Linked DNA regions of Mus musculus: region 2 is linked to region 1. A link is a contact called in ENCODE Hi-C or POLR2A ChIA-PET data. All regions are on one chromosome and are shown on one strand. The core of a region is the stretch at or near the end of the contact, and the rest is flanking DNA. Distances in the headings are between cores, read along the strand shown.

What was found. A loop is a pair of places that touch in the nucleus more often than their neighbours do. ChIA-PET counts read pairs that join two places held with the same protein, here RNA polymerase II (POLR2A).
Region 2: POLR2A ChIA-PET joins it to region 1 with 11 read pairs in Patski. The contact joins the promoter of Ifit1 here to the promoter of Ifit3b in region 1. A Hi-C loop is called at or near these places in 1 of 37 maps with a recorded cell type or tissue (heart). POLR2A ChIA-PET finds 5 or more read pairs at or near these places in 1 of 5 experiments (Patski).

Annotation. Positions count from the first base shown.
Region 1 is chr19:34,606,065-34,612,291 of GRCm38, forward strand. It overlaps Ifit3b (interferon-induced protein with tetratricopeptide repeats 3B), which reads left to right and starts at 1,893. Exons shown (of 2, transcript NM_001005858.3): 1 at 1,893-1,934; 2 at 5,367-6,227. The coding sequence starts at 1,930. It also overlaps a transcript of Ifit1bl1 not described here.
Region 2 is chr19:34,638,258-34,644,524 of GRCm38, forward strand. It overlaps Ifit1 (interferon-induced protein with tetratricopeptide repeats 1), which reads left to right and starts at 2,632. Exons shown (of 2, transcript NM_008331.3): 1 at 2,632-2,730. The coding sequence starts at 2,726. It also overlaps a transcript of Ifit1bl1 not described here and a transcript of Ifit1bl2 not described here.

The sequences.
Region 1 (6,227 bases), core at 643-3,142:
GGTCTTTGATGAACTTTGCTGTAGATTTGCTAAGTGAATCTTGGCCTCTTTGGTTGATATTTGTAAACCAGATTTACTTACAGGTCAGCCAGGGCAGTGTCAGGACTTTCCTTGTGAGTTTATGGTGAGATTCCTGTATAGATGCTAAAGTTCTGTTCTGAGATTTAATCCAAGGCAATGTAGATATTTCCATTTTCAGGCTCAAGTTAAACACCCTAGACACAGCCAAGCACAGTGTCTAGAATGGTACTTCAGTGCTGATACTCAGTACCCTACATGCAGAGTGGGATGAGAAAAAAAAAACCTATGAAAGGAAGGTCTTTCTCTCTCCCAGGTGCCTTCTTCCAATCTGTATTTAAAGTGTCTGTCTAACAAGCCAAAATAAGCTTTATATGCAAATATCTAGTCAAAAACTCTGACCCATCATTGATTCTGCTCCACTGAATAGTATGCCCTATTTTCTCCTCTGTGAAAAATTACACACACACACACACACACACACACACACACACACACACGCAGAGGCATGCATGCACACACATGTACATTTGTATACACACAAAGCAGAGCAAAAGAAACAGAGAGGCAGAAAGCAAGAAAATCAATTGATGTATCAGTCAATCAGTCAACCATAGCCCCCTATATTCTTCAAAGAGGGAACAACCTTGTGAGTGTGCCATTTGCCTGATTTAACAACTTCTGTTACTTAGAGATTTTCTGCAGTGCTAAAGCAACATCTCTTATATCAAGGCACAATGCCTAAGTGTCCAGCCCACCGTTTCCTATCCATCAGAGCAAAGAAGCAGAAGGATGCAGGCCCATCCTCCTTGGGCTTGTACATTAGCATTCCAAGTCCCACTAGACCAAAATCAGGCATTGTGCTCTGAACCACTAAAGAAAATGAGATCAATGAAAGTTGTATCCTTTCTGTGGCTTTGCTACCTGAGGCTTCCAAAGTTTAGGCTTAAGGCAAACACAGTGGGTCTAGCAGGTATGTGCTTACCTCTTATGCCATTAACAATCTCAAGTTGCTAAGTGAAAGAAGGACCCAGAATTCCACAGCTGACTAGGTTATCATGCTTAGCAAATGAGCAGTGAAAGCCACGCTTTAAAGAAATCATGAAGCTAAGCACCCAATCCATACCTAAGGATTGGTCCTCCATACCTCCTTCTACTCATGCATGACTTCATAACTCAAAGCAGAAGTCTTTCACTTAGTCACATATTTGTTCTCCCACCCAGGAAGCAGTGATGCACATGTTACCAATTCTATTCAGGGACTGGGTGTAAAGTAAATGATCACCACAGACCTCTAGGTGTGAAACAGCACAGCGAATCCCCCTGGTGTTTTGCTACTTGAATTCAGTGTAGCATAAAATGAAAACATTGGTTTGATTAGACTCTGGCAAAACTCCAGAGCTAGTCACATGGACATAGTCATTAAAGCTGGATTGAAACCTGTGTACCACAAGGGAACTCAGAGAAGGAAACACACTATCACTTCTTTCAAAATATTTTAGAATAGTTTCTTTCGTGTGGCCCCAGAAACCTCTGCAGAGTGCACTAGAGACTGTGGAAAACACTCTTTTCCTCCCAGAGGGACTGTCAGGCTGGAGGAAATGCCTCTCGACCCTCTGACACCAGAGGCAGAGTCCAGAGCTTATCCAATGCTGTGGCCAGGACATAGAAGGTCTCAGTGGTAAGTTTCACTTTCCTCTTCTGGTTGATTTTAAGTCTGTTTCAGTTTCTACTTTCCTCTTCCCTTTCACAAACACTGAGTCCTTAGAAGCAGCAGAGCACCAGCTGATTCATCCCCCCCCCCCCCCCGACTGCCCTCTTATATAATCCTCTGAGTCTCCACTTAGAGTGGACTGAGATTTCTCAGCCCACACCCAGCTTTTCCCAGCAGCACAGAAACAGATCACCATCATGAGGTCAGTGCAATCTCTGCTTCTCCAATTAAATGATAAACTGAGCTGATCACTGCACAGCAGAGTCTTAAGTTGTCTGCTTGCTTGTAGATTGAAATCACTTGCATGAGCATGGCTTTTTTTTTATTGGACCTTTTTCATTATTTCTCTGTGTAAATGTGCAAGACACTGCAGTTTCTAAAACTGCTCACTGGATGCCCCTGGAGAATATTGATAGACACGGGTAGGTCCACTGAAGCACAAAGTTTGACTCAAAGCTAGCACTAGAGGAGTCACTCTTTCTGGGATTTGTTGGTGTTTTATTAAAAGTGATCAAGACAATAGAAAGTTGTGTGTGTGTGTGTGTGTGTGTGTGTGTCTATCTGTCTGTCTGTCTGTCTGTCTGTTTGTCTGTCTGTGTTTCCATGTGTGTGAGTTTGTTGTGTTTTTCTGTATGTGTGTCTGTATGTGTGTGTCTCATTGTTTATGTGTATCTGTGTGTGTGTCTGCATGTGTGTTGCTGTGTGTTTGTATGCGATGTGTGTATGTGTCTCTGTGTTTGTGTGTCTGTGTGTGTGCTTTTTCAAAAGAACCAATCCTTCGCCAGTAGCTAGTGTAAGAGTTGGAAACAGTAGTGCAAGCTCACTTCATGTTTGTGAAAACTATGACCACTTCATGATTGAGGTTTTAAGAAATAGTTCTCACAGATGAGCAGGGCTTTTATTTAAATTGGGTTTTTTTTTAATTTTTCATATGCCACAAAATCTCAAAGGTTAAAGTTTTTTTTCTAGTATCTAAGGCTGCAGGACAAGCAAAAACACATTTCCCCTCAAATACAAACTCTGCTTAATTTGTAGCTATGAAAGCAGAACAATGGTTACCTAGAGATGGTAAGGGTAGAATATGAAGATACACACAGGAATTTCAGGGATGTCAGACATAACCTATAAGGAGTGTGGGTGGGCACATGGGCATAAACAATTGCTGAGACCCAGTGTACACAAATCATTAAAATAAGTGCATTGTATTGTAAGTAAAGAGTAATCATAGTATTTCTGATGTTTTTAAAGAGATTTATTTATTTTGTATATATGCATACACTTTGGGTGTCTGCAGACAAACCAGAAGAGAGCATCAGATCCCATTACAGATGGTTGTGAGCCACCATGTGGTTGCTGGGAATTGAACTCAGGACCTCTGGAAGAGCAACAAGTGCTCTTAACTGTTGAGCCATATCTCCAGAGAGTGAATTGTTTTTAACTGCAACTATAACTGCCATTAGAGGAGACTCAGAGAGAACTAAGAGGAAGGGCTAATGTTTCTGACAAATACATATCATGTAAGGATACAAGCCTTGTTGGCTGAGGGAAGGCTGATGTTATTAGCTACTGTGGAAGCTAAGAAAAAAGACAGTCTTCCCTACCCTCAACTCCACGGGTAACAAGGGTTAGCAAGGTTCAGGTTGGAAACACAGGGGATGACAATCATGCACCTCCAACTACATTAGCTTACTCCTTCCCATAGAATGGGCCTCTGAGAAGATCAGTATTAGTTCTGAGTGTGGTTGACCAGAAAACTGACATGTGTAGAACATTAATGGCAAGCCTGAACAAGAGACTTTGATGTGTTTTCTGTTTGGCTGAATATAGAGCTACCAATCAAAGCAGGTTCTAGCTGGACCCTCTAGATTTTGCTGGCCAAGGGTCTATACCACTGCATTCTGTGATACCAGAGGTAGCTTGAGCTGTTCTTCCCCAGGAATGTTAGATATTGAAGAATGGGGTAAATAAAGGACCTGGGAAGGCACCTGGCCCCTTCTGGATAAGAACCTCCTGTAAAGTCTCATGAAAAGCTCTTGTTCTAGGTACAGCTTTGCCTGTTTTGGTCTTTTAGTGTCTAGACAGTAAATGTTCCTATGTCTAAATTTCTTATAACCCAGGTTAACCAAATTGTGCATTATGTCTGTCTCTCTGTGTTAGTTACATTGCTTAGGATGCTATTATAAGAGACCCGATGAAAGCAACTTAAGGAAGAAAATGTTAATTTATGTCAGCTTAGAGTTTGAGGTGACAATTAGGCAGTGAATGCATGGTGGTAACAGCACATGCTGCTCTCACTGTGGTTAGTGAGGAAGCAGAGGCAGGTAGATACTGGTGCCCAGCTTGCTTTATTTATTTATTTTTTTAATTTAATCGTGGATCCTGGCTCAGGTGATTTGCCACCCACACTTTGGAAGACTTGTACTGTAAAGTTAAATGTTTTTGACAAACTTCCTAGACATACCCAAAGGTGTGTTTCTATGGTAATTATACATCCCATCAGCTTGAAAGTGGAAATTAGCTGACACAGCATCTTTCTCCTTTATACTCAAATCTGTGTAAGGGCAGAGGCAGGGAAGAGCTGAAGTCAGTCAAGGCCTTGAAGATGCATGGGTCACTCCTCGTTCACAACAGTCTGCCTCAGGAGATCAGACACCTAGAACACAACACCTAGAGTTCTAGCTCAGCTAAACAAATAATTCGTGGGTTGCTGTTTTGTAGTTATCTTCATGTCCTTCTGATTCCTCTTCAAGAGTGCTCAAGGATAATTCTGTAATCTAAAGCTCCACCTAATTTTTATGTCTCAGAGAACATGAAATTCCTTCCTTTCTTTTCTCTTTTCTGAATCAGAGGCTCCTCATGTCACCTTGGCTGGCTTCAAATGCACACAGATCAGCTGACTTCTGCGCCACTCCACTCCTGAAAGCTGGGCTTGGGAATGTCCATGACCATGCTCAGTATTGAAATCTGTTTTATCAGAGGTGGGAAGCACAGTATCAGGGTCCTCTTCTTTCTGAGGTGCACCTGCCACCTTGTAAATTAGAACAGGGATAAAGAATGACAGCCTCTGAAATTATACTATGTTTCTGTCCTGAGTCATAAGCAGCTTTTGCAGATGATTAAGGTGCAAAATTGCAGGGAATTCAAGATTCTTGAATCAATAAATCTAAGGCAAGGCTAAGAAGGGTCATGGGTGTAGAACTGGTTGAAAAGGACCACAGATTTGTTATATACATGCTGAAAAGGGAATAATACTTACTTGTGGATGAAGTAGTCCCCAGCAAGGCTCCCATTCCTTCAGTGTAGGAAAAACCTCCTGCACTGGCTGTGTGAATCTGTTCATGGGAACTACCACAAATGTATGTCAGGTGGAAGAGAGGAAAGGGTGCAGACTTAAAGTGGAATGTTTAATTGGAGTTTCAGGTCTGAGAAATTGGCAATTAGAAAGGAGAGGCAGAAAATAAACATCTCCAAGAGTACATGGCTCACATTGTCATGAGTCCGACACCCAAAAGAAGGCAGCTAATTTTTCAATATCCTGAGGCTCCATCCAGTTACCATGCAAAATTAAACATCACAAGTTACACAAGATTTGTGGGTGCTCATCACAGTGACCATGTCTTTTTTTCCGCCACAGTGAGGTCAACCGGGAATCTCTGGAAGCAATCCTTCCACAGCTGAAGTGCCATTTCACCTGGAATTTATTCAGGGAAGGAAGTATGTCCAGTCATATGGAAGACAGGGTGTGCAACCAGCTCGAACATTTAAACTCTGAGGAGAAGGCAACAATGTATGACTTATTGGCCTACATAAAGCACCTAGATGGCGAAAGCAAGGCCGCCCTGGAGTGCTTAGGGCAAGCTGAAGATTTAAGGAAGTCAGAGCACAAAGATCAAGCAGAAATTCGCCGACTGGTCACGTGGGGAAACTACGCCTGGATCTACTATCACATGGGCCGTCTCTCAGAAGCTCAGGCTTACGTTGACAAGGTGAGACAAGTTTGCCAAAAGTTTGCGAATCCTTACAGCATGGAATGCCCAGAACTTGAATGTGAGGAAGGATGGACACGCCTAAAGTGTGGAAGAAATGAACGAGCAAAAATGTGCTTTGAAAAGGCTCTAGAAGAGAAGCCCAAGGACCCAGAGTGCTCCTCTGGGATGGCCATCGCCATGTTCCGCCTAGAAGAAAAACCTGAGAAGCAGTTCTCCGTGGATGCTCTGAAGCAGGCCATGGAGTTGAATCCTCAGAACCAGTACGTGAAAGTTCTCCTGGCCCTGAAACTGCTGAGGATGGGAGAAGAAGCTGAAGGGGAGCGATTGATTAAAGATGCTTTGGGGAAAGCTCCTAATCAAACGGATGTCCTCCAAAAGGCAGCTCAGTTTTACAAGAAAAAGGGTAACCTAGACAGAGCTATTGAGTTACTTGGAAAAGCACTGCGATCCACAGTGAACAACAGTCCCCTCTACTCTTTGGTCATGTGCCGTTACAGGGAAATACT
Region 2 (6,267 bases), core at 1,382-3,881, 33 kb after region 1:
AATGATACTCTGTTATGTTTTCACACAGGAACCTAGCAGAACTGTCTCCTGAGAGGCTTCATCCAGCAGCTGAGAGAAACTGATGCAGAGAACACAGCCAAACATCAGGTGGATTTTGGGGAGTCCTGTGGAAGAGTGAGGGAAGGATTGAGCAAGCTGGAGGGATCAAGGTTATCACAAGAAGACCAAAAGGAAAGAAGAAGGAGGAGGAGGAGGTGAAGGAGGAGAAGGAGGAGGAGGAGGAGGAGGAGGAGGAGGAGGAGGAGGAGGAGGAGGAGGAGGAGGAGGAGAAGGAGAAGGAGAAGGAGAAGGAGAAGGAGAAGGAGAAGGAGAAGGAGAAGGAGAAGGAGAAGGAGAAGGAGAAGGAGAAGGAGAAGGAGAAGGAGAAGGAGAAGGAGAAGGAGAAGGAGAAGGAGAAGGAGAAGGAGAAGGAGAAGGAGAAGGAGAAGGAGAAGGAGAAGGAGAAGGAAGAAGAAGAAGAAGAAGAAGAAGAAGAAGAAGAAGAAGAAGAAGAAGAAGAAGAAGAAGAAGAAGAAGAAGACGGTCAACTAACCTGGGTCCATGGGAGCTCACAGAGACAGAACCACCAACCAATGAGCATGCAGGGGCTGGACCTAGGCCCCATACACATTTGTAGCAGATGTGCCACATGATCTTCATGTGGGTCCCCTAAAAGTTGGAGCGAGGGCTGTCTCTACCTTTGTTACTCCCTTTCAGTCTCTTTTTGCTAGCTGGGCTGCCTTGTCTGGCCTCTGTGGGAGAGGAAGCTCTGAGTCCTGCTGCAACTTGATGGGCTGGGGGTGGGGGTGGGTGGTAGTACCCATGGGACATAGGGGCCTTCCCTTGTCAGAGGAGACAGGGAAGAAGGAATAGCCATGGAGGGTGTGATGGTGGAACTGGGCAGCAGTCAGAATGTAAAACAAACAAACAAGCAAACAAACAAACAAAAAGAAAGAAAAAATGAAAAACAAAAGAGAAAAAGGCAATTTTGAGTTAAGAGCCTTATTAACACAATCCTTTCAACCCTGTCCATTTTTAAGTGTTTTAATATTATATTTCAGTGAAGTGTGTAGCCGGTATGTGTATGGGTGAGTGTGTATGTGTGTAACTGTGTTTTTGTTAGTGTGTCTGTGGGGGTGGTGTTATGACATTCGTGTGAAGTCATGTTAGAACACTCTAGATTTAGTTCTTCTCTGCCAGCACGGAGTCAGGGGACTGAACCCAGGAGTCAGGCTTGATAGCAAACACTTTAACTCTCTAACATATACCTAGTTATCTGACTGACACATAACTCTAGGTTCTCTAAAATTAAACTTTACTGGAGAAAGTGACCAGAGGGCCAACTCCTGTCTTGGTGTCAGCTGATGGGGGGGGGGGGTTAGGGCTGTACCTACCTGGTCAAAGATAACTCTCAGGAGAGGCTAGCACTATATCAAGGAGATGGGATTAGATGTTTAACTTCTTTCAATATTTTTAATATATGGAGGTGAGAAGGATGAGCTGAATTTGAGGACCTAGACATCAAAGGTCAGGATAAGGAACTAGACAGCAATAAAGGCTGAGATTACAGGTTAACCAAGACAACAGACTAAAGTATTTGACCTCAACCTGAAACAGTGTGAGCCCCACTGTCTGTAGTTCCCTAGATTGCTATTAGCCCTTAAAATGGTATTTATTTTACGTGTATGAACACACTGTAGTTGTCTTCAGACACACCAGAAGAGGGCATTTAATCCTATTACAGATACTTGTGAGCCACCATGTGGTTGCTGGGAACTGAACTCAAGACCTCTAGAAGAGCAGTGAGTGCTCTTAACCACTGACCCATCTAGTAGCCTTGCTATTAGTGGGATAGCATCAAGGCTCTGAATAACCATCACCCTTTAGGGATTCCATGTTTGGTTCTTGTTAACATGACTATGATTGGTGGAAAGAACCCTTTAGAGTCACCTCAGGAGAAGTTAACACAAAGCATGGCTCTACAGCTCTCTGGGCAATGGGAAACTGTCCTGGTTTATAAAGACTGTATTCCTAAGGCTTCGGATAGGCTGGGAAGCTATGGACCAGTCAATGCAGGTGAATAATGACATCTGTGGAAGATGCTAAGGATAGACACACAACAAACCAGCTAGTATCTTCTTCCACTTCCACAATGCATGAGAACTCACTCTTCCAGTCCCAAACTTTCCCTTTGCCATCCTAAGACCCCCTAGTGCCACATGGGAAAGTCTCACTTCCAAGGAGGAACTGCAGACCTTCAGTTGCTTGGAAGAAAGAACAACACTGCTTCTGAAGATGCCAGTCTGCTTTCCATTTTATCTGTATCACCTCCATCAGCCCCTACCTAACAGATAAGAGTCTCTGGGTGGCAGGGATGTCTCACTCTCTCTCTCTGGACAGCAGTCTGGATCCGACATGTCTGTATCCGTTTCAGAGCCTTCTCCTCATCGATTTCAGTGGAGAATGCAGTAGGGCAAACCCCACAGTGCCCCACAGTGCGTCTCCCTGGATAAACTGCAGGCTTCAGTTTCACTTTCCAGTCTCAGTTTCAGTTTCTCACTGCTGACTGAAAAGAGCACACCCCCTAGCTCACCCAGCCCTTTAAAAAAAACCTGAGCTTCCAGTTGGTGTGACAGTCTGCAAGAGAGCAGAGAGTCAAGGCAGGTTTCTGAGGAGTTCTGCTCTGCTGAAAACCCAGAGAACAGCTACCACCTTTACAGCAACCATGGGGTAAGGATTTCCCTGTTCTCCACTCTGAGGGAACCCAGGACACAGACGTTTGCTAGTGGCTGTTTCTGAGTGTGCCTCTAGCTTCTCTTTCTACTGCTGATGGGGAACAAGGATGCTAATTGTCCTGAGGGTCCAGGGAGTTTGCTTAATGCCCCCACTAAGCTGTGTGCCTGGTGCTGGATGTGTGACTGGAAGCTTGTTTTGATTTTTAAGGCTGTCTCACAGCATGTAGTAGGACGTACCTGGGAGAGAATTTAGTGCATGCTCGGCTCACAAACAAAGATGATTACCAAACAGGCCCTCTGGAATGGAATAAAGGACCACCAGTGCCCACTTGGTGCTCCAAAAGTGAGCAGCAGGTTAGAGTATGCTCCTTCTGATCTTCTGAGGACATAGTCCTTAGAATGTTCCAGCATGTCCTCAGAATCTTCCAGCCTATCCCTCAATGGACCTCTTGAAATGCTGTTCAAGCTTTCTGTTCCAGGCGCATTCATTCCCATCCCTGGCTGGCTAAACAAATAGCCAGGGCAACACCTCTCTCTCTCTCTCTCTCTCTCCCTCCCTCCCTCTCTCCCTCCCTCCCTCCCCGCGCCCCCCCCCCCCCCAGGATTAAGAAACAAAAATGTGTCAATTCTATTCTCTCTGACAAGAGGTATTAAAACCTTTTGGCCAAGAAACTAAATATATATGAATAAATATATATGAATATATGTTATATAAAGCCATGTCAGGAAGTTTGATAAGGTAGAGCAAGTAGAGACCCAGAGACTCGGTGGGCACACAACTGAGGCTTAGGGTATGGTGGGTAAAAGTTCTATACCTGAGTCAAGGGCCCCACACATCACCAGGAAGATAATGTGATTGATACAGTACCACCAACCAGTGGTTCCAGATTTAATAGATGGTGCATGGGGCACTACATCACACCCTGAGCCTGAGTATGGAGATATGGAACATCTGTGTTTTGCAACTGTTCAGAGGAATAGAGCATATAACTAACAAGAAAAAAGGCTCTCCTGCCTACCTCTGAGACCTAGGGAATCAGGTCACCTCTGATCCCTTGAGCCTGTGGGCCCCCTACTCCTATTGCCCTTCTGAAGTCAATTGGTCCAGAAGGTAAGAAGAAGTTTGGTAAGGTAGAGCAGATGCTATGCATAGGTGCATGTACCTCCACCTCAAGACAGAGAGCCCAGAAGGATCCTTGTGAGCCTCCCAGTCAAGGCAGACCTTCCTGGGCTACTGCTGTCCAGTTTTCAGAGTCCTCTGAGCTGTCCTGACAAAATCTTTATTTCCCATAAGGTGCAGGTACAATCTCTAATTCCAACTGTGGGATGCTGTAGCCAGGGAAAGCAAAGTAAAGCCAGATTGAATCTGATGCCCCTGGGTCAGGATTAATCTATTCCTACAGAAGCTTGTCCAGCATCTTAAAGTGCTCTGGAAAAGAAGGAGTAACTATGAATTTGGTTATGAGAGAGAGAGTGAGAGAGAGAGAGACAGACACAGACACAGACACAGACACAGAAATAGGGAAAGACAGATGATGGGGTCTCTGAGAATGCTGTGGCCAACAGAGCAATGGTCTCTATGAAGTAAGAAGGAAATCTGGTTGAATATAATTTAGCCAATGTCGGTTCAAACTTCTAGAATCTAACCTGGCACTGTTTGTTGTAAATATATTTCAGCACAATAAAATATAGCAAAATGTTTCCTGGTGTAATACAATCCTCTGTGTACACGGAGGTATCATGAGGTATAATTACACTGAAACTCAATTCAAAGTACATGTGACTTCTCTCAAGAGGATTAATTCCAGAGATAGGCTTCATACGTTAGCTGAAGGGCCCAGGGAAAAATCTGGTATGGTGTAAGTCATACAGATAGTACGGAGGTCATTTGGACTATTACCATTTCCATCCCTGGTTGTGTGAGCTTGGGGGAGCCTCGGACCATACAAATAAAGCAAAGGTTACCTATGCTATTAGCCATCTCTGGTCCTGCTGTATGAGGTTAATGTGTTCTGGCTCTACAGAGAACACAAAATACAAGGTTATTAGTGTTTATCTGTTTATCTGTTTATAGGAGGCAAGGACCTATGTGCTCCCAACTGACAGTCAGAGAGAGAAGATAAAACAGAGAGGGAGGGACACACACACACACACACAGAAAGAGAGAGAGAGAGACAGACAGACAGACAGACAGATATACATAGACAGATAGACATAGACAGAGAGAGAAAGATCAGAAACTTCTTACCCTTTTGTCTCTATCTAGCTTGGCTTATCAAACGTTTATATAGATAGAGTCCAGAGTCCAGGAATAACTGTCAAACTTTTCCAGGGGCACTGTTGAAATACCCACATATTTTTGTCCAGCATCAGTGAATTGGACCAGACACAAATGATGAGAAAAGAAACATTTCCTTAGAAAAGAAAAAGTATTCTGGAAATGGGAATGGACTAGTAAATTGAGGGACACAAGCCCAAGGAGCACTGGGCCACAGGCTCAGCTGACCAAGCCAGCTCATTCAGTCAACAGGGTCTGGAGGGAGGGAATGAATATTGAAGAAAGAAAAAACAATTAGACACACTATAACTTGACTCCAGCCAGTTCTAAAGCTGATGTGTGTTTATTTTTCTCCAGTCTGCTTTCTTACCATTCTAGAGACATGCAAAGAATATGGTCAGTCCTAAGGCATAAACAAAGTAGTCAAGGAACAAACAAAGCATAAACAGAGTAGATAAGGAACAAACAAAGCATAGACAAAGGTCCCATGATTACCTTATTCAGGGTCTTAACAAGACCCATCAATATACAAAGAACACTTTCCTCAGCTGTATCCATCTTGAGCCTATTTCCTTGTTCTAGCCCAATGTCAAATTCCTAGAAAGTGGCACCAAGAGCTCTCCACACTCAGGAACCCTTCGATGCCAAGAATAATGCTCCCTGTCTCTTCTCCAGGTTGGCACATCAAGGACATTTTGGGCATCTTCCTTCCATTACTTGAAGCCTAGGGAAGGAAGGACTGATAGTGTTTTTCTGCAAACTTCCAGAATTCATGGCCACTGATGCTCTTTCTGTGGTCCCCAATCTCCCAACACACTCCATAAGCTCTGAAATACCATGTCAAGGGGTCAGGGGAGCCTCACAACTGCTTCCCTTGAAGATTTAAAATGGTGCTGGGCCGATGACTCTGTGAGTAAAGGGCTCACCAAACAACCATAAGGGCCAGGGTTGAATCCTAGTGCTACTACTGAGAGGAGGGAGAAAGCACTTGGCTTTCAACCTCAAATGAACAAGGTGAAGACCAGTGCCTAATGTTGTGCTGTCCTCTGACCTCTGTATGCATGCCTTGGCATAAGTACCTCATACACACACACACACACACACACACACACACACACACACACACACACACACACAAACACACATGTACATATACATAAATTTCTAATTATAACCTGTTAAGTCCTTATAATATTAATTGTGCATATGCTATCAGGAATCACCATTTGGTGTTGGACAACCTATGGGTGGTCT